Linked DNA regions of Homo sapiens: regions 1, 2, 3 and 4 are each linked to region 5. Evidence: read pairs that join two places in POLR2A ChIA-PET (ENCODE). Cell type or tissue: MCF 10A. All regions are shown on one strand. Links, peaks and the distances in the headings refer to the core of each region. The heading gives the core; the rest is flanking DNA. Region 1 holds the start of PCDHAC1 (protocadherin alpha subfamily C, 1). Region 2 overlaps PCDHA1 (protocadherin alpha 1). Region 3 overlaps PCDHA1 (protocadherin alpha 1). Region 4 holds the start of PCDHA12 (protocadherin alpha 12). Region 5 overlaps PCDHA1 (protocadherin alpha 1).

Evidence for each region. Peaks named below come from ENCODE experiments on the same cell type or tissue, not always from the same donor. Only the 100,000 strongest peaks of a DNase experiment are listed, where the experiment ranks them.
Region 1: POLR2A ChIA-PET joins it to region 5 with 92 read pairs; 7 of 35 experiments call an interaction of 5 or more read pairs at or near these places.
Region 2: POLR2A ChIA-PET joins it to region 5 with 11 read pairs; 8 of 35 experiments call an interaction of 5 or more read pairs at or near these places.
Region 3: POLR2A ChIA-PET joins it to region 5 with 17 read pairs; 4 of 35 experiments call an interaction of 5 or more read pairs at or near these places.
Region 4: POLR2A ChIA-PET joins it to region 5 with 15 read pairs; 4 of 35 experiments call an interaction of 5 or more read pairs at or near these places.

What each region holds. Positions count from the first base shown.
Region 1 is chr5:140,924,063-140,928,676 of GRCh38, reverse strand. All of the region lies in intron 1 of PCDHA1 (protocadherin alpha 1), which reads right to left. All of the region lies in intron 1 of PCDHA2 (protocadherin alpha 2), which reads right to left. All of the region lies in intron 1 of PCDHA3 (protocadherin alpha 3), which reads right to left. All of the region lies in intron 1 of PCDHA4 (protocadherin alpha 4), which reads right to left. It also overlaps PCDHA5, PCDHA6, PCDHA7, PCDHA8, PCDHA9 and PCDHA10, and 5 more genes. RefSeq lists enhancers at 165-676, 1,238-1,795. In MCF 10A, for the core only: a CTCF peak has its summit at 2,052; a DNase peak (open chromatin) is centred at 2,026.
Region 2 is chr5:140,930,261-140,934,874 of GRCh38, reverse strand. The region is part of intron 1 of PCDHA1 (protocadherin alpha 1); the gene reads right to left. The region is part of intron 1 of PCDHA2 (protocadherin alpha 2); the gene reads right to left. The region is part of intron 1 of PCDHA3 (protocadherin alpha 3); the gene reads right to left. The region is part of intron 1 of PCDHA4 (protocadherin alpha 4); the gene reads right to left. It also overlaps PCDHA5, PCDHA6, PCDHA7, PCDHA8, PCDHA9 and PCDHA10, and 5 more genes. Among named protein-coding and RNA genes, the nearest start is that of PCDHAC1, 6.3 kb to the right of the region's middle. In MCF 10A, for the core only: no CTCF peak of the experiment used is centred there; no DNase peak of the experiment used is centred there.
Region 3 is chr5:140,946,754-140,951,367 of GRCh38, reverse strand. The region is part of intron 1 of PCDHA1 (protocadherin alpha 1); the gene reads right to left. The region is part of intron 1 of PCDHA2 (protocadherin alpha 2); the gene reads right to left. The region is part of intron 1 of PCDHA3 (protocadherin alpha 3); the gene reads right to left. The region is part of intron 1 of PCDHA4 (protocadherin alpha 4); the gene reads right to left. It also overlaps PCDHA5, PCDHA6, PCDHA7, PCDHA8, PCDHA9 and PCDHA10, and 5 more genes. Among named protein-coding and RNA genes, the nearest start is that of PCDHAC2, 17 kb to the left of the region's middle. In MCF 10A, for the core only: no CTCF peak of the experiment used is centred there; no DNase peak of the experiment used is centred there.
Region 4 is chr5:140,872,599-140,877,212 of GRCh38, reverse strand. The region is part of intron 1 of PCDHA1 (protocadherin alpha 1); the gene reads right to left. All of the region lies in intron 1 of PCDHA2 (protocadherin alpha 2), which reads right to left. All of the region lies in intron 1 of PCDHA3 (protocadherin alpha 3), which reads right to left. All of the region lies in intron 1 of PCDHA4 (protocadherin alpha 4), which reads right to left. It also overlaps PCDHA5, PCDHA6, PCDHA7, PCDHA8, PCDHA9 and PCDHA10, and 4 more genes. In MCF 10A, for the core only: CTCF peaks have their summits at 1,279 (motif pointing left) and 1,954; DNase peaks (open chromatin) are centred at 1,292 and 1,922.
Region 5 is chr5:141,002,466-141,007,079 of GRCh38, reverse strand. All of the region lies in intron 3 of PCDHA1 (protocadherin alpha 1), which reads right to left. The region is part of intron 3 of PCDHA2 (protocadherin alpha 2); the gene reads right to left. The region is part of intron 3 of PCDHA3 (protocadherin alpha 3); the gene reads right to left. All of the region lies in intron 3 of PCDHA4 (protocadherin alpha 4), which reads right to left. It also overlaps PCDHA5, PCDHA6, PCDHA7, PCDHA8, PCDHA9 and PCDHA10, and 7 more genes. Among named protein-coding and RNA genes, the nearest start is that of PCDHAC2, 38 kb to the right of the region's middle. RefSeq lists enhancers at 2,184-2,776, 3,965-4,558, 4,559-4,614. In MCF 10A, for the core only: no CTCF peak of the experiment used is centred there; a DNase peak (open chromatin) is centred at 2,769.

The DNA.
Region 1 (4,614 bases), core at 415-4,414, 78 kb after region 5:
CAGGCATTAGAACCACTGTCAGCATCCTCTGCTACCACTTTTGTGACCAAGTGTCCAGTCCTGGCAGAGCGGGGCACAATTTCCACTGGGACAGAACCATTTCTGGGCAAGGGAAACAAGATAACCGGATAATTGTCATTCCTATCTACCACAAACAAGTTTATAGTCACTGTTGCACTTCTGGGAGGAATGCCACCATCCCGGCCTTCTACTTGGAAATGAAACCCCCTGAGCTGCTCAAAGTCAAAGGAAGTTTTGGCAGTGATGGCCCCACTGGATGATTCCACTGCCAGCAAGCTAGAGGCTGATGGCCCTTCAGAGATAACATCCAACAGCTCATAAGAGACAAGGCCATTCTTCCCCAGGTCGGGGTCCTGGGCAAACACTCGGCCTAGAGAGGCCCCAGGGCCATTGTTTTCAGCAACGAAAAGTTCCTGCTGGGGTTGAGGAAAGTTTGGTGTATTGTCATTCACATCAGCAACTGACACAGTGATTGTCCTTCGGGTGCTAAGTGGGGGTGAGCCACTATCTGAGGCCGTGATCAGGACTTGGTATTCACTGATCTGCTCCCGGTCCAGGGGCCCATCAATCAGCAGGCTGTAGTAGTTGTCAAAGGAAGCCGTCAGCTGAAAAGGGCCTGCACTAGACATGCCACAAATGACCCTACCATTAGAATCGAGGTCTTCATCCTTTACACTAAAGAGAGCAATCACTGTGCCAGGGGCAGCGTCCTCAGGTACTGGGTTCGAAAGAGTCAGGAAGTCCAGTTCGGGGGCATGATCGTTCACGTCAGTCACCTCCACCAGCAGTTTAGCGGTGCTAGCTAAACCAAAGACACCTTCGTCCCTCGCCTCAATGTATGCCTCCAAGAGCGTTTCAGGCGGACCTAGTGAAGCAGCTACTTGCACCTCCCCACTTTTAGGGTGCACGTGAAAGCGGTGTCGCAGCTCTGCTTGCGTGCTGTTGCTTAGGGAGTACTGGACTTCCCCATTGGACCCTTCATCTGGATCCAAGGCTTGAACTCGGAATAACACAGTCCCATTGGGTGCAGTCTCTGGAACCTTGGTGCGGTATACGGAGCGCTCAAATACAGGCGCGTTGTCATTTGTGTCCACCACAATGATGGTGACTTGTGCGTCTCCTGAGCGGGCAGGTAGCCCGCCGTCCCGAGCTGTAAGCACCAGCAGGTGGGTGGCGCGCTGTTCGCGATCCAGTGCTTTCTCCAACACCAACTCCGGGTATTCGCTGCCGTCAACCCGCGATCCCATGTCCAGGCGAAAGTGCTGACTGGGGCTTAGGCTGTAGCTTAGTATCCCATTGCTTCCCTCGTCGTCATCTTGGGCATTCGGGAGAGTAAAGCGGGCTCCGGGCGTCAGGAACTCGGGGATGTGCAGCTGCACGTCGCCGGCAGGAAAGAGAGGTGAGTTGTCATTGGTGTCCAGGACGTGAATCCGAATCTTGTGCAGCTCCAGCGGGTCCTCGAGCACCAGGTCGTAGGTCAAGACGCAGGCAGCTTTGGCCCTGCACAGCTGTTCGCGGTCCGCCGGCTCTCTGACCACCAAATTGCCGCTGGGTAGATCCACCCCGAAGTAGAGCTCGCGGTGGCTGGAAAGGAAGCGAAAGTTCCGCGAGGACATAGCGGCCGCTGGCAGCCTCAAGTCCGCGGAGAGATTGCCTACGGCTACGCCCCGCTCCGTCTCCTCCGGCACTGAGTACTCGAGCTGTCCCGCTGCAGCGCCGCAGGAAACCCACAAACATAAAACTGCCACCCCACAGCCCACCATCCTCCCTCTAGGCGTCCACGTTCCACCAACACGCTACACCAACGGTGACCCAGGACCATGCTCCGGACTCCTGGAGAGCACGAGCCGCGGGGAAGAGCACGCTCCTGCCGGCCGTCACTGCTGCGGGCTGGATACTCAGCGACCGCCGACGTTGCGCCTCCCGAACGCCGGCATTGCCGGGGCTGGCCAGCTGGGAGCCGGGCTTGCTAGGCTGGAGGCTGGGCAGCCGTCTGGGAAAGCGGAGCCGGCCGGGTGTTGAGGAGCGCAGCGCCGCCTAGGGGTGCAGAGACGAGGCCGCCCGCCCGGGCGCGAGAGGTGCTGTCTCCAGTAGCAGCGGGCTGGGGTCTCGACCACCACGCTGGCTGCGGGCGCAGGGCGGAGCCTGGGAGACGCCCCGAGACACTAACACTTCTCTCCTTAAACGGTGTTTTCTAGGACAACGCCCTGAGGCTGCCCAGATCTTAACCTCCACATCCTCTGCCCGCAGATTGCTGATAACTGTGGCTGAGCCCAGCTGGGCTCTTCCTGCCGCCCTTTGGGAGCCGCGCGTCGGGTCCCGGCGCTCTGACCCCGGCGCACCTCTCCGGCGGAGAGGGCGGGACTCAGCGTGGAGCTGCCGAGCGGAGGCGGCGAGAGGCGGGACGGTGAACGTGAGCGACCACACCTTCTAGGCTTAAGGAAACAGGAGCCCCCCGAAAGAAGTGCTGCGGGGGGCTTTCCGCGCTGGATCCTGCTGCAGAGCTTTCCGCGCTGGATCCTGCTGCGGGTTGAAGTCTGTCCTGCACCCTCTTGTATCCCAGGAGCTGCCAAGAGGGCAATAGAGACGACAAGGAGGGGAAGAAGGTTGGGGAATAGTGTCCGCATCAAACTGCCTCCGGACTCTGGCTTTTCGAGGCAGCGGAGCCAGCGAGCTCAAGGCTTTTTTTTTGCGTGATAGCAGTTTCTCCTTCTCCAAGAGGCTCTACTTGGGAGTGCTTTGCAAACGGCCCTTGACGATCTGGGTGAAAGAGGAGGTTATAAACCAGTCAATAGCAATAACTAGAAACTCAAAGACTTGACGACCCGTCCCCAAAGAAGACGTGAGAAGTGGAGGGGAAAGTACTGAGATACTCATTAGAGTTTGACCAGGAAACTACTCTGTAAATTTTCTTTCTGTAAATATTTAGAAAACACCATGAGGCAGGATAAGAATAGGCTAGATACCCACCCTCGCTTTATTATTATTATTATTATTATTATTATTATTATTATACTTTAAGTTCTAGGGTACATGTGCACAACGTGCAGGTTTGTTACATATGTATACATGCGCCATGTTGGTGTGCTGCACCCATTAACTTGTCATTTACATTAGGTATTTCTCCTCGCTTTTAATTTGGTCTTTTGCGTGGATATTGGGACAGTGATCAGTTCTATGAGAAACATCTCTGAGCCACAACAGATACACCCAAATTCTGCCTAACACCCTACAACCAGTTCCTTTCCCTAAGAAGGAGGCGAGCCAAAAGGAGACTCATTGACTATTGACTATGAAGCACTAAATTCCTCACTCAAATCCTTCTTTTAATACAGGTGCAATATGTCCAAAGCCCCAATAATGAAACATTTGAAAGGCAAAATCTGAACACAGATCAAGAATTAAAGTTTCCAGGACATATTTTCTGGTAGAAACCTGCCTAAAAGTATCGATAATTATTGAAGCTGGGTGATGGTACATTGGGGTCAATTACACAATTCTCTCAACTTTTGTGTATGTTTGAAATTTTTTTTCCTTCCTTCCTTCCCTCCTTCCTTCCTTCCTTCCTTCCTTTCCAGATGAGCGTGTTGCTTTGTTGCCCAGTCTGGTCTCAAACTTCTGGGCTCAAGCGATCCTCCCATCTTATCTCAGCCTCCTAAAGTGCTAGGATTACAGACATGAGCCACTGCACTCACCTTGCATTTTTTTTTTAACTTTTTATTTTATTTTATTTTATTTTATTTTATTTTATTTTTTTTTTTGAGACAGGTTCTTGCTCTGTCACCCAGGCTGGAGTGCAGTGGCACGATCTGAGCTCCCTGCAACCTCCCCCTCCCAGGTTCAAGCGATTCTCTTGCCTCAGCCTCCTAAGTAGCTAGGACTACAAGCGCGCACCACCATGCTCGGTTAATTTTTGTATTTTTATTAGAGGTGAGGTTTCGCCATGTTGCACAAGCTGGTCTCGAACTCCTGACCTCAAGTGATTGGCCTGCCTCGGCCTCCCAAAGTGCTGGGATTACAGGTGTGAGCCCCATGCCACCGCACCTGGCATCAGCCTGCATATTTCTATAATATTTGAAAACATTTAAAAATTGCTGATTAAAATGGTGGGGAGAGGGGTAGCTCGGGCATTCTCTTTTTAACACTAAGAGTGGGATTGATAATGCCAGTGTTCCACTAAAAACCAGTTACCTCCCTAAACACACAAACCCATTCGTTATCTCTTCTAGGGAACTAGAAAGGGCACACTGTGATATAAGGCAATATAAGTAGTAAATACCCCTTGGCTAGTTTGCCTTTTTGAATTAAGAAACCAAAAAATCATTGACACCAAGTCTCAGATAAAATTAAAGGAGGAAACATGTCAGCCTATTAGGTAGTCACAAGTACAGACCTCATTAGATCTCACCAGGATGCAAAACAGCCCATAAAAATTGAACTTATTCTTCACCAAATTTCTAAACCAAAACTAATTTTCTGCTTCAGTGCCAGAGATTAGGATGTGCATTTCTTCATTTTAAATTAATGCTGCTAAGCAAGCTAACTGCTTTGGAATGAAAATTTATTCTTTCTGCCTTAAACAGATGAAATACA
Region 2 (4,614 bases), core at 238-4,237, 72 kb after region 5:
CAAACACACTCACAAAGACTCAGGAGCAAAGCTGAACAGTTCCCAACTTGCCAAAGTTAGCATAATTTGATCATTAAAAAGATAATTGACATGGATTGGGCCATATCAAATATGTTTAAGTCAATGAGTTCATAATGACACCTAAAAAAGGCCTTGGTCCTTTTTGTAAGATGGCCAGGAATCAATTCATTGTTTTGAATACTGCTAAACAAAGGGGAAGAATCAAACATTTATCCTGCCTTTCCTGTGTGAACTGTACCTCAGGCTAATCAAATAGTTGAAGACCCATTACAGAAATGTTACAATTAATTAAAAAAAAGAAGAAATGATAGAATTAGAACGGTAGCTCTCGAAGTGTGGTCTATGGACCCTTTGGGTGTTTATGAGGTGAATATAATTTTCAAAATAATGTTAAAACATTATTTGCATTTTTCACTATATTTACACTTGCATTGATAATGCAAAAGCATTGGTGGGTAAAGCTGGCCACCATAGAACCACAGAAGGAGTCAAAGCAGTGGCTCCACACTGTACTGGTGGTTATTACATTCATGATTGGACATTTGCAGTAAGAAAAATACCAGTAAGAATGCCCTTGATGAAGCACTGATTATTATTAATTTTGATAAATCTCCACAATTAAGTACAAATCTTTTAAACATTTTGTGTGAGGAAATAGAAATGAAAAGTATGTTTAGAGTACTTCTGTTGCACACTGAAATATAAACATATAAGGAAGGAAATAAATTAATAAAGTATGAAAATTAATAAAATAGAAAGCAAACATACAACAAAGCGAACCCAAAACACCAAAAGTTAGCCTTGGAAAGACTAATATCATTAATAAACTACTTCCAAGTCTAGTCAAGAAAAATGAGAGGTGACACTAACACCAGGATTGAAAAGGGAAACATCACTACAGATCCTGCAGATGTGAAAAAAAGTCACAACAGGACATTATAAACAACTTTATGCCAAAATATTCAAAAGTACAGATAAAACTAACATATATCTGAAAAAATTAAAGGTACAGGAATGAAATAGGAGCAATAAAAATACAAAGAAATTTGATCTCAATTAAAATTTTCCTACAAAGAAAACTGTAGGTACAGAGAGCTTCACTAGTGAATTCTACCAAATATTTAAGAAAGCTGTATCACCAATCTCAGTAAATGTGTCCGAGGAATAGGAAAAAAAATGTGAGAGAGACAGAGAGAGAGACAGGATTTCCAACTTGTTTAACAGGGCCAGCCTAACCTAATAAGAAAAGAAAAAGACAAATCAACCTAAAAACCCACTATTAAGACTTCTTAATTGGTTTTTATTTTATATTAACATTATTTTGAGTTTAAACAAAACAGCTGTAGTCTTTGCTTAACAATTCTAAAGAATAACCATAATGTGTTTGAATTCAGAGTATATTTTGAAGGTATGTCATTAGAGTGCCCCTATGAACACAGAATATCTGTAGATGGTAACCAGATGGCTCTAGGAACAGCCAAGGAATTTGGGATGGGTTAGAAATAAAGTGTTTATCTTTCTCTACAGCACAGGAGAATACGAGATTGCATATTTATTTCCAGATTCCAAAACAAGTTCCAAATGAATATATAATAACCTTTTGTGTTTATAGTCCTTTCTTTTTCATAAATGCAATATAACAGACATGTAATTTATTTATATCCTGAACCATTATCTTATGCCATCAATTAAAATTGGGAACAAAATGAGTGGCTATCTACCTTTATTATTTAGCTTTGTTTCTTAAGAACAACCTTTACCAACAAATTCCTTACTTCCCATAATACTTTAGTCAGGATCCTGGACTGTAATCCATATTCACTTGAAGTTCTGCCAAGTGTTAATATTTCCGATATTCATATGACATGCATTTGAGCATTGTAAAAACCTTTCAGCAATTTAGTCCACCTTCATTCCAACCTAGCTAAGTTAATTTAGTTGTTGAAATATTATTGTTTCCCTCTAACTGAAAATATTGAAGACAACAAAAGACAATAAGTCATTAACATTATGAGACACATTGTCAATACTTTCCCACTTATATGTTTCCAAGGTATTGCTTTTCTCTTATGTCCACTCAAATTATAATGTTCTTTTTCTTTCCTTTTTACTGATTTGAGGGTCTATATTATACAATATTATTGTGTTGTCTATATGAGTTTTTTAATTTGAATATATTTCATATGTCATGCAAACTTCCTTAGTTTCATCATTCTAAAGTTTTTTAGTGTGGTTATCAGCTTCAAAGTCAAAATAGATATACAAAACATCTAATTACCCTATGGGAAAGTCTACTTGTGGAATGTATGTTAAATAAAGCACCTTGAATGCCACAAACATTCTACTACTGTTAACAAATGACATTGCAAAGAGGAGATATCCTATTTCCTATATACCCTGGCAAAAAAGAAGATGCTTTAATTCCAGGTGAACAATACACTAATATAACATTGGTATGTTGAAACTATGTATAACTTTCATGTGGAAATTTAATAAGGCCAGTTGTATGGTAAGTGTTTCATGCATTTTTGCTACATTAATATATTTATACCTTTAAAAATTGTCAATGCAGTTTTTAATAAGTAGAAATTTATATCTCAGAGGTACCCTCTTAGATACCATTCTAAAAAATTTAAATTGCCCATCAAGAATATTAACAGAAAAAAATGGACATGAGGTACACATTGTCTAATTGTTATACAATCAGTGAATCAATTTTGTTTATATCTTAAATATTATCAATTGGAAATACAGAGATAAAAACCATGTTTTCCTGAATTTCTTAAACTGATAATTTTTAGTATTACAGGCTATGTTAATATATACTGTAAACTTACCGTAAACTAAAATGAAAGAACTTAGAATTTGAGCAAAATATAAACACATATGCATCAACATGATTCTGTAAGACTCAGACACACATTATAATCATTGTTAAATGTCATGCTTTTCAAATGATTTGAAATAAAATGAAAGCAATAAATATTTTATTTCTAGAATCCTGTTGTTATTAAGGCATTCAGGATACTATGACAAGAATTCTTTTCTAAAGAATTAAGATCAGATCAATAGGTAATTGAACAGGAAGAAGTAAATAACAAATGCCTTTGTGAATTACAAATACCCCATATTTATAGAAGTTATTTTATTCATGGTTTTATGAATCACAATTCATTTATTTATAAGGAAATATCCAGCCCACAACAATTATTAGCAGACCAATGAGCTACCTAAAAAGCAAAATATCAACAATGATGGAAAAAGACTGTTCAACTGAATGAATGGGATGGTACAATATTCCTGCACATATGAACAGTATATCTCTATTATTTTGTTAATCATTCATATATGTTTAAAAATTTGGTTTGAAGGGTTGTTTTTTCCTCTGTCATTCCTATATTTTTCCTTTTAAATAGCTAATTTTCCTTCTAACTTCTAGATTCATCAGCCTTCCTATCGCTTACTTATGTTTCCTTTCTAGTCTAGTGAAAATGTGTTTCTAAAAAAAATTCCTCACTCCCAAACTTTACAGCCATTACTGGTATTCTCCTCTCTTTTTGTTACAGAAAGCAATGAAAATAAAAGAAATAAATAGTGAAATTTCTTGGTAGGAAAAGTGTTCACATATTAAGTGCTCTGATACCTGAAATACTAGCATTGTAGTGCACCAATTTCCTTCCCTAAAATTAACTGAGATTCTATTAAATAGTATCCACTGCAAATATCACAATGTAATGATGTGCATACCTATTAATTCCTTTGTCATCTGTAGAACTGGACTCATACTTAGTCCCAGACACAGCATTGAAGTTTTTCTTGCTAGCTCTACAATCAGAAAATTCCTCTGTTATGTTATTAGTGTAGGTCATGAGGAAGAAAATAATCATTGAAACAGTACATTTGAAAGTGACCTTTAAACTGTTAACCACATATACACATCTAAAGTAGAAAAGTAAGTTAAAGTTTTTCCCTCTGTGTTGAACAGTGTTACCATCCAATTCATATATGCACATATTTATTCATTCAGTCAGCATTTACTAAGCATATCTTATATGCTGGATTCTATTATATTGTGAAAATATTAAGTACAGAAAATTTTAACATATGTAAATTTATTTTATTTGCAGTTAACATCATTACTTGAGGAAGAATAACTTACAAGCCACTTTTCCCCTTATTGCCTAGAATAGTAAAACAAGGAATGCTTCATTTTCCTTCCTTAATTTCTACACACCTCCTTCTCTTGCATCTAGGATTTCTATGAGAAGTCAAAAAGTAATACCGTAGAATTGCTTCAAAATGTTGTCCTAACTGCACTCAAGAAGTTTGAGGGCCAGCTGCAGTGGCTCATGCCTGTAATCCCAGCACTTTGGGAGGCCTAGGTGGGAGGATCACTTGAGGCTAGGAGTTTGAGACCAGCCTGGGCAACATAGTGAGACCCCTGTCTCAAAAAAAAAAAAGAAGTTTTGAAATGCCAAGGGCCACTAACAGATAAATTGAAATATTTGAATCACTTAACTTTCATTAGATACATTACTCTCAAATATGATATTTACTTATTTGTTAAGTGTATTTGTCCCCTAAAATAAAAGA
Region 3 (4,614 bases), core at 184-4,183, 55 kb after region 5:
TCTTTATAACAGTGCAATAATGGACTAACACAAACAGAATGATGAATCTCAAGAATAACACATTAATAATATCAAGATATAATCCAAAATTACCTAACATAGAATACCAGAAAAATGTGATGCATTCCTAAAGGTAAAGACCATCAAGAATCCAAACCTGAGATGACACAGATGTGGGAATTAGCGGACAATGACTTTAAAGTAGCTACTATAACTATATTCAATAAGATAAAGGAAAACTTATTGGTAAGGAATGAAAATAAAGGAAATCTTATCAGAAAAAAAGGAAAATATAAGAAAGCCAATGGAAATTTTAGCAATAAAAATATAATATTTGAAATTAAAACTCACTGCCTGATCTTGGGAAAAATGGAGCTAAAAGAGGCAAAAGTCAATGAATCTGAAAATAGATCAATAGAAATGATCCAATCTGAAGAAAAGAAAAAGAACTGAAATAAAATAAAAATAAAATAAATCTCAGAGACCTATTGAACAATATAGAATATACAAGAATATGAAAGAAATGTATAGTCTTAAAGGACCAAACTTTAACCCTACTATGGTAAAACCAGACAATATTTAAAAAGTACCATATGTATGTAATTGGAGTCCAGAAAGGATAGAGAGAAATTAGGATTAAAAAATTTAAGGATATAAGGAACAAAAATTTGTCAAATTTGGTTAACAATATACATGTACATGTTTGATAAACTCAGCCAACCATAAACAGGATAAAAATAAAGAAAAGCATAAATAAGCACATCATAGTCAAACTTCTAAACCAAAGGTAAGTAGAAAACCTTAAAATAAGTGTCCCCCCAGCCATGCAAGAGCAACAAAAACAATCATATCGCACACAGGGAATAATGACTTAAATGACTACACACTTCTCATCAGAAACTATGAGCATTAGAAGACAGTAGAATAACATTTTTTTTAAGTGGAAGAAAATAAAATCTGTCAATCCCCCAGAATTCTATATCATTCAAATGGAAGATAAATAGATCTTCAGATAAAGGAAAACTAAGATAAATCACTGCAGCATATATGCATTACAAAAACTGCTAAGTAAAGTTTTTCAGGTTGAAGCAAAAAGACATTATGGATAAACTCAGCTCTTTAGGAACAAATTAATGGCACTAGAAATGGTAAATGACTAGGTAAACAGAAATGACTATTTTTTTCCTTCTTAATTCTCTAAAGTACATAATAACTGCTTAAACAAAAATTATAACTGTGTCTTGTGGGTTTTGTATTGTATGAGATTTAATACAAATGAAAACTATAGCATAAGCAATGGCACAGGAAGAGCTAAATAGTCTTATATGGTTGTAACTTTTCTATATTTTATGAAGGTTGTACACTATTAAGTGGACTGAGAAAAGTTAAGTATGTATGCTGTAATCCTTACAGCAACCACTAAAAAATGCAAATTAAAAAAAATCTAAAAATAGTTATATCTAAAAATTAAAAGAGATTCTGAGGAATACCCAAATAATTCAAAAGACAACAGATAAGCGGAAACAGAAGAACAAAATCAGAGGGGACAAATAGAAAGCAAATAATGTATTGAAGGACACAAATCTAAACATATCAAATATTACACTAATGTGAATGGGCTAAGCACTTCAGTTAAAAAGCAGATATTATCAAAATGGGTAAAACAGCAAGATCCAACAATACGCTTCAACAAGGGCATACTTTAAAGAAACAAAAGTAAAATGAACAAAAAGCAATATGCCATGAAAACAGAAAACATGAGACTAGAATGGCCACATTAATATCACACAAAAGCTACTACAAGAAAAAAAGTATGACCAGCAACAAATCGATATTTTATGAAGATAAAAGGATCAATAAATCAGGAAATTATAATAATCATCAATGTGTGTGCCTAATAACAGGGCTTCAAATTACATGAAGCAAAAATGGGCACAAAGAGATAAACACAATGATGATAGGTGATTTTTAACACTGCTCTCTGAGCAATTGATAGGACAACTAGACAAAAAAATAAAGACACAGAAAATCTGGATAACAATAATTTATATTTATAAATCATTACACCCAACAATTACAGAATATACATTCTTTTCAAGTGCACGTGATATGTTCATCAAGATAGACTGTTGCTGGGCCACAGAACAAGTCTAAACAGATTTTTAAAAGACTGAAATCATGCAGAGTATGTTCTCTGACCAAAAGAGAATTAGATTAGAAATCAAAAGCAACAAGATAGCTAGGAAAACCAAAAATATTTGTAAACTTGATCACACTCCTAAGTAATAAATGGGTGAAAGAGTTAAATCATAATGGAAATTAGAACATACTTTTAAATGAATAAAAATAAAAACATCACATATAAAAATTAGTAAAATGCAAATAAAGCAGTTCATACTAATAAATTCGTGGCTTTAATTTTTTTATATTAGAAGAAATGTCAGTTACCTAATCAGTTACCTAAGAATCCACTTAAAATCTAAAAGAGAGCAAAGTAAACCCGAAGTAATATAAGAAGGCAAATAATACAGACAAAAGCAGAAATTAATGAAATAGAAACCAAACAATAGAAAATATATCAACAAAGCCAAAAGCTGGCTATTCGAAAAAAATCAGCAAAATTGATAAATTCTCAGCTAGACTTATTGATAAAAAAGAGGATAGAACACAAATCACCAATATCAAAAATGAAAAAGATGTTATCACTACAGATTATACAGACGTTAAAAGATGAGAGAATATTATTAACAACTTTGTGCCAAAAATATGATAAATTGAATGAAACTGACAAATCCTTTAAAAAATACAACTTAACAAAATTGACAGAGCATGAAATAAAATATAAATAGTGTTAACATTTTTAATAGAAAGTCTATGAAAGAAATTGAATTTATTATCAGAAACTTTCCCTAAAAGAAAATCCCTGGCACAGAATGTTTCACTGAAGGAAGAAATAACACCAATATTACACAACCTTTCAGAAAATAGAGGAAGGAACACCTCCTAAGTCATTTTATTAGGTTAGAAATACTAAAACCTAATGAAAACATTACCCCTCAAGAAGAAAAGATATTCTTTACAAAATTATTTACAGATATTCTACATGAACACAGATGTAAAAATATTTACTAAAATACAAGTTAAATCTAACAATGTTTGAAAAGATAATATATCATGACTAAGTGGGATTTACCCTAGGAATGGAAGGTTTTTTCCAACATTCAAAAATCAATTAGTGTAATCCAACATATTAGTAAAACGAAGAAAAATCATATGCTCATATCAATAGATTAAAAGAAAATTGATGAAATTCAACAATGAATCATGATAAAACTCTGAGCAAACCAGAAAGGGTACTTCCTAAATTTAATAAAGTATTTGGGAAAAACCTATGAGTAGCACATACTTAATTGTAAAATATGGAACACTTTTCTCATAAGATCAGGGTTAAGGCAAGAATGTCTGCTCTCACCACTTCTGTTTATATTGTCCTGGAAGTCCTAGCCATTATAATGACAAAATAAATAAACAAATATTAATATTGGAAAGGAAGAAATAGTCTCTGCAAATTAAAAGTCTGTTTAAAATCCATTTACAATAGAATTTTTTAAACCATAAAATACATAAGAATAGGTATTACAAAAAACTTTTGAAACCTCAATACTTAAAACTACAGAACATGCTGAGACAATTTTTTAAAGACCCAAGTAAATGGAGGTATATATGTTCATACGATCTGATGACTCAATATTGTTAAGATACCAAATCTTCCCTAAATTGATCTAAATGTTAAAAACATTCCCAATATAAATCCCAGCGGAATTCTTTGTAGAAATTGAAAAGTTGATTCTAAAATTTATATGAAAATTTAAATGACCTATAATAGCCAAAACAATGTTTACAAGTAGAACAAGGTTGGAGGATTTCACAGCTGATTTTCAAATTTATAAAGCTACAATATCAAGACAGTCTACTTTTAGTGAAAGGATAAACATATAGATCAAAGGAGTGAAATAGAGTCCAGAATTAAGCCCACACATTTATGGTCAACCGACTTTTTACAAAGATGTCAAGATAATGCAATAAAAAGAAAAAGTATTTTCAACAAATGGTACATTGGATTATCTTATTTTTTTTTCCTGTCATAAATGACAGGATTTTCTTTTTTTAAGGCTGTGTAGTATACCATGAATATATACCACATTTTCTACCCCGTGGAAGTAACTATACATTTTACTATTTTTATTATTTTAATTGACACGTACCTATTTATGGGCTACAGTCTGATGTTTCAATACATATATACACTGTGTAATGATCAAATCAGGGTAATTAGTATATCCATTACCTCAAACATTTATCATTTCTTTGAAGTTAGAACACTCAAAATCCTCTATTCTATAATATTTTGAAATATACATTATTCTTAACTACACTCTACTGTTCAATAAAACACCAGAACTTATTCTTCCTATCTAATTGTAACTTCGTACCCATTGACCAACCTCTCCTCAATCTCTCCTCCTTACTACTGCCCTACCCATCTCTGGTAATCACTGTTATACTCTCTGCTTCTATAAGATCAGCTTTTTTACATTCCACATGAATGAGATC
Region 4 (4,614 bases), core at 348-4,347, 130 kb after region 5:
CAACTCGCTAACTGCGCCTCCTGCGCTGCCAGCCGGAGTCGCCAGCAGTGCCGGCGCGTTGTCGTTCTCGTCCAGCACGAACACCTGCAGCGTCACGTTGCTGCCCAGAGGCGGCACGCCGGCGTCGCGCGCGCTCACCTGGAACTGCAGCAGCTCCAGCTCCTCGTGGTCTAGCGGCTGCAGCGCGTACACCTTGCCGCTCTCCGCGTGCACCGACACGTAGCTCGACAGTGCGTGCTCGCCCACCCGCCGCTCCACCAGCGAGTAGGACACCAGCGCGTTCTTCTGCGCGTCCGCGTCCCATGCCGACACCGTGAAGATGTGGCAGCCCGGCGGGTTGTTCTCCTTCACGAACACTGTGTACTCGGGCTGCGCGAACGCAGGCGCATTGTCGTTCACGTCGGCCACCTCCACGGACACTCTAGCCGTGGCCCACAGCGAAGGCGAGCCCCCATCCCGCGCAGTCACCACCAGCTCATAGGCCGACACGCTCTCGCGGTCCAGGGCGCTGTCCAGCACCAACGAGTAGTAATTCTTGTAGGTGGACACCAGCTTGAAGGGAACATGAGGTGTCAGTGAGCAGATGACCTGTCCATTGGCTCCAGAGTCACGATCCGACACGCTAATCAGGGCAATGACGGTACCCACCTGAGCATCCTCTTGCACAGGGAGCGACAGTGAAGTAACCATTACTTCAGGGACATTGTCATTCACGTCCAGAACTTCCACCAGGACCATGCTGTGACCTGCCATGGAAGGAATCCCTTTATCAATGGCGTTAACCTGAATTTCATAGGCATTATTCTCTTCAAAATCCAGTTCACCATAAATTCTAATTTCACCTGTGTCTGGATTTATTGAAAACATACATTTCTCACTCACTGGCAAAATCATTTTGATCCCATAGGAAATTTCTCCATTAAGTCCTTCGTCTGGATCGGAAGCATTTAGTTGGATCACTCTTGTGTCGTTTTGGACATTTTCAGACAACACTACTTTATAGCTGGGCTTATCAAACGCCGGACCATTGTCATTCACATCCAGGACGGTTATTTGAATCTGGACAGACCCTGTTAGTTCTGGTTTACCGCCATCGATTACCATCAGCAATAAATTGAGTTTTGGCGTTTGCTCTCTGTCCAATAACTTCCGAAGAACTAATTCAGGCAATATACTTTTATCTTTTTTTGTTTTTATTTTAAGCTCAAAATTCTCATTTAGACTTAACGCATAGGTCAAAAGAGAGTTTACGCCGATATCCGCATCAGAAGCGCCCTCTAGAGGAAAATGAGAGTCCAGAGGCGCAGATTCAGAAACAGGTACCTTTTGTTCCCTTTCTCTGAACACCGGCGGGTTGTCGTTAATGTCCTTCACCTCCACGTCCACATGGAAAACCTGCAGCGGCCTGTCCACGATCACCTCCAGGTGGATACTGCACTCCGCGCTCCGCCCGCACAGCTTCTCGCGGTCGATCCGAGAATTCACAAACAAAATGCCATTCTGCAGATTTACCTCCAGAAGGTCCCCGTGTCTTTTGGACGCCACCCGGAACAGGCGCGGCACCAGCTCCGCCAGCTCCAGCCCCAGGTCCTGAGCGATGCGGCCCACGAAGGTGCCGTGTTTGGCCTCCTCGTAGACGGAGTAGTGGAGCTGGCCGCTCCCCACCTCCCAGGCTGCAAGGAGCAGAAGCGAGAGCAGCAGACGCTGGGATCCCGGGCCTCTTGGTCCGATAATCACCATTGCAGAAAATGAGGGCCTCTGAGTTGGGACAATCAGTTTTAAGGGATCGCTTGCCTGAGGTATTTTATGAGCAGTCACCCTTTTCTGTAAGTACATATTTAGTAAATTTTTTCCAGCATCACAGTCATTATGGAGTCGATCCTATTCCGTGAATGATTGGAATGTGGGTGCGGAGAAAAAAATTTTCCTGTTTCACCTTCTGAGTGTAGAGCGACATCATGTGACTGATTATGTAAGTACAAGAAAGATCCTGAGGTTCTTTTCGGTTTAGCCACTTCCTGGGTCACTCTTAATTCTAATGTTTCGACTTTGGGTTATTTTTCACGGATCATTTATAAATGCGGGTTTAGTTAATATACATGATATTAGTAACAAAACATCAACAATTTTATTACGCTGTAGCTTAAAAATGTTTTCTGCTTCAAAGTAGAAATCTTTCAAATACAGTAGGCCAGAACCTACACTTTATCATGGAAAATGATATACAGAATAATATACAGCACCCCTCCCCTTATATAGCTTACAATTCCGCTGTTTCAATAACTTTTAACCTTCACAAGCACTCCATCGTAAGATTTTAGAGAAAGTTAGGAATTTGTATTTAACAAAGGATAAGAAACTAAAATATGTCTAATACCAAACAATATTTCATTTATATAAATTGTCTTATTCATAAATCTGATGAAAGTTAGAATTCATCATAAATATGGAGAGCGTTATTGTTTGGTTCCTTGATGCTTGAATGTGATAACTTTTCACATAACTGCTCTCATTTCCATAACATGTTAAAACAAATCTCAGGAATAGATTCTGGAAAGTTTTACTCTAGCAAAAGTAAAGCACTTTAATGTAAAATGTTTAGTTGAAGCCTCCAAATTTCACACTATCCCAAAGCAACAATGGAGCACTAAAATGCGAAAGATCTCTTAAAGGGTTTTGGAGCCTAATCTCATTGACTAAAGTCAAGAGAATGTGAACTTGATATCAACCTTTTGCTTTTTCTCTAAATCTTCCCCTACAGGTCATTTAGTAGTTAGGACATGCTTCTCTTCAGAAAATCAGAATGGTGACTGTTATGCAAGGGGGCATCAAAAGACCTTTCATGAGTTTATTCATTAATTCAAGATCAGCTTTAAGAGAAAAAAACAGATAAGATCCTACAACTCATTGTGAACAAGTACACATAGATTTTGTAAGTCTATTAATACTCAAGTCAAAATCTTTAAACCAATAATTTGTTGCCATTCATTCCTACTGCATATAATAATAAAGGCAACTGAAATATGACACCTTTACAACACCAGGAAAGAGTAACCAAGAATGGCTCTACAAGTATAAGATAACTTAAATAAACTATAAAACGTTAAGTAATTAAAAACATATTTGAATTTTGATGTCATCAGGCTAATTATTTAAATTGTCTAATATCATCACCAAGTTTCTTTCCTATTTTTCATTTTCAAAAGTGGTCAATGTACCATACATGCTAAGGAACTTTAATTTTAAAAAATAGGCTGGGCTCAGTGACTTACACCTGTAATCCCAGCACTTTGGGAGGCTGAGGCAGGCAGATCACCTGAGGTCAGGAGTTCAAGACCAGCCTGGCCAACATGGTGAAAACCCATCTCTACTAAAAATACAAAAATTAGCCAGGAGTGGTGGTGCATGCCTGTAGTCCCAGCTTCTCGGAAAGCTGAGGCAGGAGAATTGCTTGAACATGGGAGGTGGAGATTGCAGTGAGCTGAGATTGCGCCACTGCACACCAGCCTGGGTGATAGAGCAAGACTCTATCTCAAAAAGAAACAAATAATAATAGTGTGTTATGTAGTTCTCACATACTCTTTGACCTAAACAAATTGTTAAGCCAATAGGAACATCTAAGTTTAGCTTAATACTTAAACAACCAAACTAGAAAATAAATTGAAATTATAATTTTATACCATAGAATGCAATCTTGGCATTAAGTATAAAAGACACAACTTTGCAGAAATCAGTCCAAGTAATTTGAATTATCTAAAATGCAAATTTGTTATTTATGTGATATAAAATAATAATTTACAAAATTTTAACCTGTACTGAAAACATTCCCAAGTCTTTAAAAGATCTTCAGTTATTCCAAAAATTTCATCTGGAGATGAGTAATGTATGCCCTATCTAATATTCACCTTTATTATATTTATAAAGTTTCATAAGTGGTATGATGGTTTAATCACTTTTGAGTCTGAAATATTTTATATTTTTATATTGTTGCCTTCTCTTTAATACTTAAAGAATGTTTTTAGCCAATGAATATTATGATACAAAAGCTCTCGATCTAAAGTCTATGAATAGGCTTCAGCATAGACTCTTTGAATATTGTGCCAAATGGTATGTTATGCCTCTATACGGGGGGGAAATAGCTAGATATGATTCTCAAGAAAGTCTGTAATACCACCACTCTACGTGTAGTAAGAATAACTAAATATGAAGAATGACTCAGAAGTAAATGATCTTTGCTCAAATCTTCAGATGGGATGATACTACGTGGAAAGAAAATTTCAAAAACATTAGAGATAAGGCATTACAAGATAGAGCAGTTACAAAGTGAGATGAATGAAACTGATAATTGTCAGTAGGTACTCACATTAATATATTTAATTTTTTCTCTGCTAGATGAATCTGAAAAACTTATGGAAGAATGCCAACTAGCATATATTATAGATAATATAGCCCTATATGCATGTCTTTAGCAAGTTTAGATAATTTGAATAATTTTATTTACCTAGTTTCCTTTGGAATCATAAATCATGCCATTTTGTTTGAGTATCCAATAGTTGACAAATCTCTTGCCTTTTCATGGAACAAAATCAAGAACAGGCAAAAAAAATTATTTTT
Region 5 (4,614 bases), core at 410-4,409:
ATTTTCTCTTCACTCTCTCCTTTTGGGATCTCAGCCATATCCATAGATATAAATACCATATGAATAAGCTGATGAGATGCAGACTTATATTTTAAGCCCACATCTCTCTGTGCTCCAATCTCATGTATAACTGCCTATCTGGTATCCCCAGTTGGAAATCTCATGGGCATCCCAAACTGAAGAAATCTGAAATCAAACTCTTGATTCCTCGAATCTATTCCTTTCTAAATCTTTCCAGTTTCAGTAAATTACACCCCATTTACCCCATTTCTCAAGCCAGAAAGTTCAAAGCTAATTATTCATTTTTCTCTATTCTATTCTTCATTCTCCATTTATAATACATCATCAAGACCTGTCATTTCTGCCTCCTAAATATATCTTGACTCTGTCCTCTTCTCCCAATTTTCACTGCCACCACTCTTTCAGGACACCATCATCTCTTATATGAATTGCAGCAATAGTCTCCTTATTCAGTCTGCTTCCACTTTTGCTTCTCTCCAACCCTCCACACAGTAGCCAGAGTCATCTTTATTTCTTAATGTCTCTCTTTAAAAACTGATGTATAACAGCCAGGCGCGGTGGCTCACACATGTAATCCCAGCACTTTGGGAGGCCGAGACAGGCAGATCTCGAGGTCAGGAGATTGAGACCATCCTGGCTAACACAGTGAAACCGCGTCTCTACTAAAAAATAGAAAAAACTTAGCCGGGCGTGGTGGTGGGCGCCTATAGTCCCAGCTACTCAGGAGGCTGAGGCAGGAGAATGGCATGAACCCGGGAAGTGGAGCTTGCAGTGAGCTGAGATCGTGCCACTGCAGTCCAGCCTGGGCAACAGAGCAAGACTCCATCTAAAAATAAAAAATTTAAAAAAAAATGAGGCATAACATACATATAGCAAACTCTTTTAAAAATATAAATCAGATTATATCACTCCTCTGCTTAAGCTTTCTACTGCCTTGAGAAAAAAAAAAAAAACTCCTTACCATGATACATAAGTCCCTTCAATAATCTGATTTTTATTTCTTCTCCACTCTCATCTACAAATCTCCCTCTTACTATTATACTCCAACCATACAGGCCTTCTTTCAGATCCTCAAACACTCTTTGGAATTGTTTTTTTATTGTTGTTTGTTAGAGATAGGTTCTCACTCTGTCAACCAGGCTGAAGTGCAGTGGTGCAATCATTGCTTGATGTAACCTCAAACTCCTGGACTCAATCGACCCTCCTGTCTCAGCCTCCCAAGTGGCTGGGACTACAGGCCACCATACCTGGCTCCTTGGAGTTGTTTTTGCCTCAGGATCTTTACACATCTGGTTTGCTTTTGTCTTGAATGATTTCTCATCCATTCTTTTTTTTTTTTTTTTTTTTTTTTTTTTTTGAGACGGAGTTTCGCTCTGTCGCCCAGGCTGGAGTGCAGTGGCGCGATCTCGACTCACTGCAAGCTCCGCCTCCCGGGTTCACGCCATTCTCCTGCCTCAGCCTCCTGTGTAGCTGGGACTACAGGCACGCGCCACCATGCCCGGCTAATTTTTGTATTTTTAGTAGAGACGGGGTTTCACCGTGTTAGCCAGGATGGTCTCGATCTCCTGACCTCATGATCCGCCCGTCTCGGCCTCCCAAAGTGCTGGGATTACAGGCGTGAGCCTCTCATCCATTCTTAGCATGACTCCTCACTCTTCAAGTCTGTATTAAATGTAACCTCCTTGGAAAGGCATTCTATGACATTCCTAGCCAAGCAGCACCCCCTTGGCCTATTATTCTCTACCACTGTAAGATTCACAAAGGCAAAAAATGTATCTGTTTATTCACCAATGTATCACCAGTGCCTAGCACAATTCCTGGCCCATAACAGGTGTTTAGTAAATACTTGCTGGATGAATGAATGAAAGGACTGATGTGAGAAGTGAAAGTGGTACCCACTCTTTAGCAGACCAAACAACTCTCCAATGAGGCACTTTTGGGGTCCCTAAAGACAATGATGTAATGCATGTAAAGTACTAAGCTTGATCCTTAGCACAATGCAAGAATTCAGTAAATGGTATCACATATGGGCAATTATATATAATGCAGCTCTCAGGGCTTAGGAGACCAAGATAATGATACTGCAAATTTACAGCAGGCAGTGACGAGAGAGGGTAAGAAATTTTCTTCTCTCTTCCAAACCCTTTTCCTTACACCCTGGCAGAGCTGACACAATAGCACTTTAGGGATGAGAAACAAATTTTTTCTCTGAGACTAATGACTTTGATCTATCTAAGTTAATCAAATCTGCAATTGAGCTCAGCCAGAATCTGCCTGTTTACCTTTAAAATACAGGTCCTGTCTCTAAGAGACTGAGACAAAAGAGAGAAATGTATTTAAAAACCTCTGATTCGGCACCTAAAACTGGGTTTCAGCACCACTCCACAGTCCTTTAGTTGCCCTCAGAGCCCAAAATGGAAATTTTTCTTCAACCATAACCAGGACTCTGCATGAGGCCTAAGCACTGTCATCTGGAGATGCAGAACACAGAGATATGTTCATCTTGCACAGTTAAAGGACATTAATGGCTGTGTGTATTGGCAGAGGGAGCCCCTCACAGCAGGACTGCCAAGAGTTAATCCACTTTAACATGTCACTGAGCTTCCTGGTTCTATATGACTCAGCCTAAACTCCAGGAGGCAGAGATCTAGTCAGGTGCCTCCTCCACATGTCCAGCTTCCGCAGAGCAGAACAAGGTGTGGTCTCTCCAGTCCCTCACAGACCACTGTGCCTCACCTGTTCTGGTTGTTGTATAAAACAAACATCTCTGAGAGCTCAGCAGCATGTAGACTGTGACTCATTCCAGTAAAACAAAAGCTTAAGGATCTGACAAACACTGACTGACCTCCTAATCTGAATTCCTTTTGGTTAAGAGCACTCAAGACACTTGGCTGGCTTTGCCTATAAAATGTCATGCCTTTGGGGCAGAATCATGGAGATACTCCCTTTTGAAGAAGATGAAAACGGAAGAAGCACATTTCTACCCCTAACCCCAACCAGGGGCCAGTATCAGCAAATGATCAATCAAGGAAATGTTTCTTCTTTCAGTGCTGCCTCCTTTCCCTTCTAGGATCTCCGGCAAGTCCCCTCCCTTATGCTCCCAGGGTCCTAGCTCACCCTCAGGCAAAGACAAGACTGAGGATGCAGTCAAGACCCAAATGAATGGGCCTGTTAAGAGGCTAGAAGGAGGATTTCAGACACATATAAATCTGGTAGGGGTCTGAATCGTTAGGCAGAGCCCTTCCCAGACTACAGATTACAACCCAATAGGATTTAAAAGTTTATTTAACAGAATACGACCATAATTATACAAAATATGGTTTTGCTTTTTTATTGGATTAGCCGATATCTTCACAATTGGTAGGGATATATTTTAAAATCAGAACAACATATATTTTAATAAATGCATACAGATCTTCACTTCTACTTTAAAAACTGCCCTCTGGGGCCGGGAATGGTGGCTCACATCTAAAATCCCAGCACTTTGGGAGTCTGAGGCAGGTGGATCACTTGAAGCCAGGAGTTCAAGACCAGCCTAGGGAACATGGTGAAACCCCATCTCTACTAAAACTATAAAAATTAGCGAGACTGTGGTGGTGCACGCCTGTAATTTCATCTACTTGGGAGGCTGAGGCATAAGAATCACTCGAACCCGGGAGGCGGAGGTTTCAGTGAGCTGAGATTGCACCACTGCACTCCAGCCTGGGTGACAGAGCAAACAAACAAAAAACCCTGCCCTCTGGAAGTAGCTGGCCACTTCATGTAATCCTATAATCCAATTTGGGCACTTCCCTTAGGCACTGCCCAGGAATCTTTTTGGCAAAATTTCCAGCTTTCCTCTTTCATGCTAAACTAACCCTGGCTGCCTGAGTTGATGGAGTTGAGCCTCAGGGACTAGGATTGATCAGGTCAGAGTCTTTGCCAAGGCAAATGCCAGGAAAGGGCCAGAAGATTGTGAAGCAAATGCCAGGCCTGTTAAACTCACCCTCATCTGCATTTGGAACTGTTCTGTTAAGGCCAGGAGGGCTTTTCTGATTTACACTGACTTTCCCTAATAGAACATAAACTCATTTTGACCAAGGATACTATTTTCAGGAAAGCTCTCAGAGGGGCATGTGCTGGAGGGTGTTGGAGGGTGTTCACTTTTCTGATCTTCTCTTCATCTTGCTTTGTTCTCTTTCTGTTCTTGAGGACTTGCCCTGGTTCTCTCACTAGTGCATAGTCCTGGGCCATTTACATAAATATCTCTGAGCCTCAGTTTCCTCATCCATAAAATGGAGATGATCCCCTTCCTGTCTACATCACAGGGTTGTCGATGTAGTTAACATTTACTGTGCCCTTCCTATGTGTGTGCAACAGAGTTAAACAAATCTGCACGTCGTATAGGTTTTGGTCCTGACAAGAGCCCTATGAAGTAGACATTTCTAGTATCTCTGTCTGTGTTATGTGTCTGTTTTATAGATGAGGGGACTAAGGACTAATGGTCACATGGTCACTAACTGGTGGATCCTGGGACTCAAATCTAGGGAGTCTGACTCCAGCTAGGAGACTCAGATCCTGAGCTGTATAACAAGGTCATCCTTTGAAAATGCT